3 separate regions of the Mus musculus genome follow, and all the other regions are linked to region 1. A link is a loop called in an ENCODE intact Hi-C map of the cell type or tissue named here. Cell type or tissue: heart. All regions are shown on one strand.

The links. Peaks named below come from ENCODE experiments on the same cell type or tissue, not always from the same donor. Only the 100,000 strongest peaks of a DNase experiment are listed, where the experiment ranks them.
Region 2: a loop joins it to region 1, with 6 times the contacts of the local background. A loop is called at or near these places in 37 of 42 quality-filtered maps.
Region 3: a loop joins it to region 1, with 2.5 times the contacts of the local background. A loop is called at or near these places in 7 of 42 quality-filtered maps.

Annotation. Positions count from the first base shown.
Region 1 is chr6:88,548,220-88,550,719 of GRCm38, reverse strand. The region is part of intron 5 of Kbtbd12 (kelch repeat and BTB (POZ) domain containing 12); the gene reads left to right. Among named protein-coding and RNA genes, the nearest start is that of Sec61a1, 31 kb to the right of the region's middle. In heart, a CTCF peak has its summit at 1,439 (motif pointing left); no DNase peak of the experiment used is centred here; H3K27me3 peaks cover 338 bases.
Region 2 is chr6:88,852,417-88,854,916 of GRCm38, reverse strand. The region is part of intron 2 of Podxl2 (podocalyxin-like 2); the gene reads left to right. Among named protein-coding and RNA genes, the nearest start is that of Gm15612, 11 kb to the right of the region's middle. In heart, no CTCF peak of the experiment used is centred here; no DNase peak of the experiment used is centred here; H3K4me3 peaks cover 229 bases; H3K27ac peaks cover 586 bases; H3K27me3 peaks cover 323 bases.
Region 3 is chr6:88,905,394-88,907,893 of GRCm38, reverse strand. It overlaps Tpra1 (transmembrane protein, adipocyte asscociated 1), which reads right to left. Exons shown (of 12, transcript NM_011906.2): 2 at 1,816-1,945. Among named protein-coding and RNA genes, the nearest start is that of Tpra1, 4.4 kb to the right of the region's middle. In heart, no CTCF peak of the experiment used is centred here; a DNase peak (open chromatin) is centred at 1,003; H3K4me3 peaks cover 508 bases; H3K27ac peaks cover 1,550 bases.

The DNA.
Region 1 (2,500 bases):
TCACAATTGGCACATGTGGAGTCATGACCTACAGTCTAAGAACTGCTTCCACACTTCATGTATGAGCACACGGTAAACACTACGCGTGCTCACACAGAGCAGAGCCTTCTTTGCATAGTTTACATCCAGGGTTAATTGAGTTCACAGATGCAGAATCAGTGTATGTGCACGTGGAGGGCCGATGTGTTCATGGTCTTTGGCATGTACCAGGCACTGCTCTTGGAGATCACCTATGATAACATGCAGTCATTCATATGACCCCTGAGTCCATCCTCTGGGGCCAACATTACGGAGAATGAAAAAGAGGCACAGAGCAAGGATGCTTTGTCCCGAGTCACCCACTCTCCAAAGGGAAGAATCACCAAATATGTCTGTCTACTCTAGTTCTGCATTATTTAGGCTCTTTCAGTAGAAGCCACACATACTTCCTCAAGCGTCTTTGTGCACTGGATTGGAAGAATGCCTAGGCACAGGGATCCAGGTATGAAAAGCACAACCCACCAGGCCTCAGGACAGACTAGAACAGTTCCTGATCTCCATGTTCCACGCACACCAGAGGCCTAGCCCATCTTTCCAGAGTTCACAGCTTGTGCCCCTCACTCCTTGCTCCTCACACTTCTCCTTCTGCTGACTTCTGCCTGGTGGTCTCAGGTCTTCTGTTGTCAACTAAGTCCTGTCTGCATCTGTGGGGGATCTCTAGTGGGAGCCCAATCTCTTGAGTGAGAAGGGGTAATATGCCTGCCTGTCTGGACCCCACACCCTGGGGAACTGAGGCTCCACAGAGCTTGTCCTACATGCATTCCTACGGACGGTTTATGCGCTTCATTCTCCCTGTATTGTACATAATCCGTTTTGAACCTTCGGGCCTTGATGTACACCAGGGGTCAGCGACTTTTTAAAAGGGCCAATCTGGAGAGTCAGAATTCTCAGTCACACATGACTCGACTCACCCCCTCCAGGTTAAAATCTCAGAAAGAATGAATGTGGTAGACCCACCCCACTTCCTGTACTGTTCCTTAGTGCTCAGGCTGCAAATCAGTTCTCTGTACCCTTGAATGCATACTCAACCATGGCTGCGTGGAGGAACACATGACCACCAGGATGCCCTTCTAAGAAAAGGCAGTCTGCCCCAGAAACCAGCTGTGGATTGACAGATGTGCACTGAACCCCATTGTCCAACAACAACAAAAAAAAGGGATTTATAGCAGATGTACAGACTAGTAAGTGGAAGAACAAGAGACTGGACAAATGCTTGGAAATTAAATAGTTCCATTTTTTTGAAAAGTATTCATGGTGGGAGTGTAGCTCAACACCTAGCATGTGAGGCCCTGGACTCTAAGAATTCCCACACCAGTGGCAGAATATTAAATGAGTAAATGACTAAATAAAGCAGGCAAGCCTGCATTTTGAATTTTTGCTTTTATCGCCACCTGCTGGCCAGAACCAGTATTACGCTAAAGTTCTGTCAAAAAAGATTTCCTTTTTATACTGAAAGAACTTTTTTTTTTCTAAGAAAGCCTGTGGTTCCTTTAATTAAAAATAATAATATTATTTTAAAATTAACATTTTAGTCATAAGATAATTGTGTAAAAATTTGTTTATAGTTCATATATTTTACATGAAAACATTTTAGAAAAGCAAAGTTAGGATTTTTATAAAAAGACTAAAAGACGGGTATTTTAAAATATCCTTACATAATTAAAGAATGTGGAAAAATCAACATGAGAATATTAGGAGAATGAATAGATGTATCAGCAGTTAAGAGCACTCACAGCCCTTGCAGAGGACCTGAGTTCAGTTCCAAACACCCTGCAGACAGCTCACACCCACCTGTAACTTCATCTTTGGGAATCTGATGGTCTTATCTATGCGCACACATGTGTCTCACTCACACACATATAGATAAATAAAAGTAAACTGTTTTAAAAAAAATCAACCAAACAAAAAGCCTAGACAGTAAAGATAGACGCCTGACTTTGGAGGGAAGCCTGCCCGTTCCACTTCCACTGCATGACCCTGAGAGCTATGCCCCATCTCTGCCTCTGGGGCATTGTTACATCCCTGCACAGAGCCCTGCCAAGTGTGGCTGCGGCTCTCTTCTTCTACCTGCCTCTGGAAGTCACTGCAACTCTCCACTGCAGGATTGTGGGCCCCTGCCGTCATCCTTAAGGAACAGTGTGGCATCTGTGACAGGTCTAACCCTACCCACATCCTGGCTAAGTGTCGGTATCTGTCCAACTGCATGCCCAGGGAAGGCGATGGCTGTATCAAGGTCACACTACTCAGACTGTGCTTCCGCCCGTGCACACAGAAATCAAGACAACTCCATGGCATCAGAACATCCTTCCACCCTGACAACAGCCGCGTATTCTGTCGGTACTTGATACAATAAATAATTTAAAGGTGTTTCGATTTTCATTTTATGTGTATTATGAGTCTACTTGTATGTACATGGACCACATATGTGTCTGATGTCCCCAGAAGCCAAAGGAGGGTGTCA
Region 2 (2,500 bases), 300 kb before region 1:
AGTGGGGCTGGACCTTCTCCCCTCAATCATCAATCAAGGGAAAGCCCCACAGACATGGCCACAGGCCAGTCTGATGTTACTTCTCCCCGAATCAATGGACTCAACTGGTGTCAAGTTGACAGAGACTGGCCAGCACACTACCGAATCGGCATCTTAGCTCTCCTATGACCACAGTCCCGTTTGGCCCTGGAATGCCACCAAACACCTGTTAGTGACTGACTCCCTCGGTGACATCTGTGCTTCCCTATTGTGTTCCAGTGCCCAGTATCATAGAGAGCTCAGCAGTGATAACCAGGTGTCTACCAGTGACTGATCTCCCTCCATTGCTTCAAATCATGCAGCACTTGTCTGGAGGGAAGGGTAGTTGTGTTACTCTGTCTCTCTGCTTCCACAGCACTCAGACTGATCCCATGCCCCTTCCCACAATGGACCCTCCTTCCACCACCTCACAAGCTGGGCCGTGAGGTGCTTGTTAACTTCCTAAGAGTCCTCCCCGACTTCAGAGGCAGCATACTCCCTGACACCTGAAGCTTCCTGTACCCAGCCATTAGCAAGGCCTGTTTGTCTGCATGTTGACTCTTAGATTTTCCTTTCCTCTCTATTAGAGGTTGGACCTGAGGGCTGTCCCTTCTCCCTCTCCTCTTCACTGTCTGATTCAGTCCACAGGTTCGTCTCTGTCTCTGTCTGTCTCTCTGTCTCTTTCTCTGTCAGTCTCTCTGTCTCTCTCTTTCTCTCTCTGTTATGTTTCCCCATATGTACAGTACAGCAGCCAATATCCCCCAACCCCCTCAATGTCAAATCTGAGGCTAGTGCAGAGGGCAGAGTCCATGTGTTCTTCTCCTGCTGTGTTCTTGCCTTAGGCAGGATAGTCATTTCTGGGCAGATGGCTAGTTTCAGTTATCTGTCTTAACACAGCACAGGCCACACCATTACCACAGGCTGCCCAGGATTCTGTCTTGTTCATGCTACTCCCAGGGACTACCATATATTCTCTAGTCCATTGTCTGTTTTGGGGGCAGACCTCATTCATCAAAGTGCAGTATTATTACCCCATGCAACAAAGAGGAAGACATTACCCCGGGATCCCTTGTGGGTACATTCCACCGCAGGGAGCAACCTCAGTTTTCATATTTCAGCAGAGACAATGCTGCTGTCCCCACCCCCACCCCCAACTCATCTTTGGTTCATTTGTGGACCTGTTCCCATGTGAGCTGACAAATCAGAGAATTGAATCCACCCAAGTCCAGTTGAGTTTAATATGGTAACTTATAGGCACATAGAAAACTTAGGGCCGACTACACCATGGAACAAGAGTCTCCCTCCCCCAGCAGTTACTTACACACACACACACACACACACACACACTCTCTCTCTCTCTCTCTCTATATATATATATATATATACACATACATACATACATACATACATACATACATACATATCAGAGTGGGGAGGGGGCTCAGGTGTCTTATGAGGCCTCTATGCCCCCACAAGGGAATGTGAATGGATCGGCTGGGTATTGTGAGGGTCAGTCTCCTGTGGGTAGTCACAGCTATTTTGATTTCAAGACACCAGGCCTCTCCCCTCTACGCGGCCCCACCTACCCCATTGCCGGGGTGTGGGGTGGGGAACTCTTGGGAACTTCCCACTTGGTGGAACTCTGCTGATGAGGGCTCCCTCCACCCCGCACCCAGATTCTGCCTTGTCCAGGGTCTCATGCGACTCACTGACTGCCCCCACCCCCACCCCCAGGGCTCTTTGGAACCTCCCTCTGGACTCACCAGCTCTCTCCATGGCCACAGTGCTGATGTCTGTCATCTGCTCACACTCAGCTCTCCTCTCAAGGGCCTGACTCTTTCCTTTTCTCTCCCCCCCCCCCCCCCGAGTTTCCTGAGCAGCAGTGCTCTTGCGACTGAAGGGATTTAATGTTGTGCTTCCTAGCCACTGTTACCCCCGCATTCTACTCCCCAGGATTGACTTGCTCCCCTCCTCCCCCCTCCCCCCGCCCACTTCAATTATGGTCTGTATGCTACATTTCAGTTTTCAGTAGATCTAGCAATTGTAAGTTCTTGCTCATATTGAACTTACTTTTTTGTTGTTGTTGTTTAAGGACAGGGGCTTGCTATTTAGCTTAGGCTGGCCTCAAAATAATGGCAATCCTGCCTCAAAAAGCTTTCAAAAAGCTATTTATTTGTTTATTCTCAAGGCCCAGGCTAGCTTGAACTTGATGTCTAGCTGAAGATAGCCTTGTGCTCTGGATCCCTGACCTCCAACTCCAGAGTACTGGCATTACAGGCGTATCCACCATGCCTGACTGTAGTGTTTTATTCTTTCATGTTCATGTTTTTGAGGGGTAGCTCCCACTTGGGTCTCTGGAAATCCAGTAGGACTTTGTCGTTTTGTTGCTTAATGCCATCCTCCAGGCAAGCCGCCTGCTTGCTCATCACTCTTTCTTGGGGCTGCTTTTCCCAAATGTCTTGTGAGTCTTGATGGTTCTTTT
Region 3 (2,500 bases), 360 kb before region 1:
CCTCCGTCTAAGGCTACCAGGGAAGACCAAAATGGCAGCGCAGAGTGCAGGCTGTACTAGGACTCACTGAGCGGGAGGCTGGGAGAAGGGGGTTCTTAGCTCCACACAGGGCCTGCTCTCTCCTCTCAGGCTCTGCCTTAAGCCTTTGCCCCTGACAGATACACAAGCCACCTCCAGTTACTGAGCATCATGTGCCAGAGAGCAATGATAGGCACCATCCAAATTGTTCTTCCAGAGATGAAGGAGTTCAGAGCATGGTCCCCAGCCTGCTTCTGCCACTTGGCCTCCTGGTGCTTCAGTGTCCCCTCTGAAATGGCACTGAGACTAAAAAGTGAGGCCATGGTGATGGAGAATGCCTCAGCAGGACTCTATTGGGAAGGCTAAGTGATATGCTCCCAATTCCACCTTGCAAACCCCACCCACCATCTGATCTGAGGTCACACACCCGCTGAGGTCCTCAAAGGAGCCCAGAACCCTCTCTGCTGCACTGGAAAAGCAGCTGCAGGTGGAGGGGACACCTGAAGCACACAGAGGTCTCTAGGCACAAAGAGGGCCAAAGAGGTCATCTGAGAAGGTCAGGCTCCCCAGAGAAGCTGGAGGCCAGAGTAGCCCAGAGGCCAGTGTCTTTGTGGCAATTTGGGGAGGAAAGTCTGACATTCAGCCTAGAGGATGAGAGAGCTCATGATCTGGGGTCCCAGAAATGTCTTGGAGGGAGAAGACTAATGGTGGCCAGAAAACCCTAGACGAGGAACCTTGGTGAGAGGACTGTGTAGGGATGGTAGTGGGGCCTCCTGCAGGACAAGCTGAGCCTCGGGACTCATAGGTAACTGTATTCTGATCAGTGATCAGAAGGTAATCGCCTCTATCCAAAACAGCCAGCAGCTGGGCAAAGGTAGTGCACGGGTGAAGCAGTGTCAGCCGTTGACCACAAGATGGCAGTAGAAAGAAGGAGCCTGAACTGCGGCAAAATGAATGGGCCTCCCAAATGGGATGTGGGTGGATCCAGACTCAACAGAGCCATACACGTGACCACTACAGAACCAGGCCGGGATTGACTCTGTAGACCCGGTGGCACACTTCGTCCCAGACACTCCTTTCTCCAGACGTGGGTGCACGAGCTTGTATACTGCCAGGAACACTTAAATCTTTTCAGAGGAAAAGGTCGTGGCTTAGGGACCTACCTGTCTGTGGCAGGAGTGGCAAAGAGCTTGGTGCCCCCTGTTCAGTGTCAGCGGTAACTCAAAAGGAGCATTGTGGTCCACTAACTCTAAGCAGTAGCAGGAAAAGGCAGGGCTTGGGGGGCACTCGGGGACATCCTGGATTTGGCAGGGTCATTACACTCTAGTGCTGTCTCTGCTGAAAGGGACAGGAAACCTCTGAGCAGGCAGCCAAGACCCTGTCCTCAGCCTTCTCTGATTTGTTACACCTCCAACTTTCTGATGGGGAGGGGCAAGGAGGGAAGTATGTCCCTGGTTCCTAGTAGGGCATTTCCACTTTTTCCCAGTCCTGACGATCGGCAAAGGTGAAGGGAGCAACCATCCTCCACCCACGCACCCTCTGCTTGCCCAGCGGATCTGACCATGTGGTTGGTATAACCAGCAACTCACTGGGCTGCTCAGGTGTGGGTGGGACAGGGCAAGCAAGGCCTACCCTCTTGCCGGCTCCCTCCCAAGGATGGGGGTGGGAGTGGGGAAACACAAACCTTTGTACTTAAAAAGCAAAGTTCTGCTAGGGATAAGGGCTGAGAAGACAGTGGAGTGGTTCACTATGACGGGAACAGAGCGCAGACAAGTCTCCAGGACCCACACGTCTTACCAGCAGAACCCGGGATTTCAGTCTGCTTTCTCCAGCTTCCCCTGAAGGAGGGACTGGCCACAAGGACACCAACAGAGTGCAACTCGCCAGCTTCAGGTCGTGCCCTTCTTCCTTCCTGTCAGCCGGAATACTGATGTGCCGATAGGAACAAGAGCAGCCATGTTAGACCATGAGATAGAAGTAGGTCTCTCCATGAATGCCCAAGGCTGCTTCCACAGCCAAACGAAACAGTGCAGTCCTCTATCTAGTTACCATGGCCTTGTGTCCCAGTTAAGGCTGAATTCCAGGGAACATAGGAAGGTTGATTTGGGTTGGTGTTCTGTCAAGAGGACGCATGACTGGGGAGTCAGCCTTGGAAAACTCTGGATAAAGAACATTCCTCAGAGAGAATGGCAAATACAAAAGTTCTGAGGTAGAAACAGACTTGGCCAAAGACAAAAAAGACTAGGCCAGGGCGGCTGGAAAGAGAAAACAGTTGGTAAGACTGGGTCAGATGGGGTGGCACACCTATAACATGATTTCATTCTCGGTACTGAAAAGGCTCTTTCCAAAGACCCCAAGCCACTGTGGGTGGGGTCCCTTAGGCCACTGCAGAGAATGGACAGGTCTAGGTGAGACAGGAAGGAGAGACAGCAGCAGGATGGAGAAGGTGGGATAGGGCCAGGCAGCCAATGGGCACACTTTC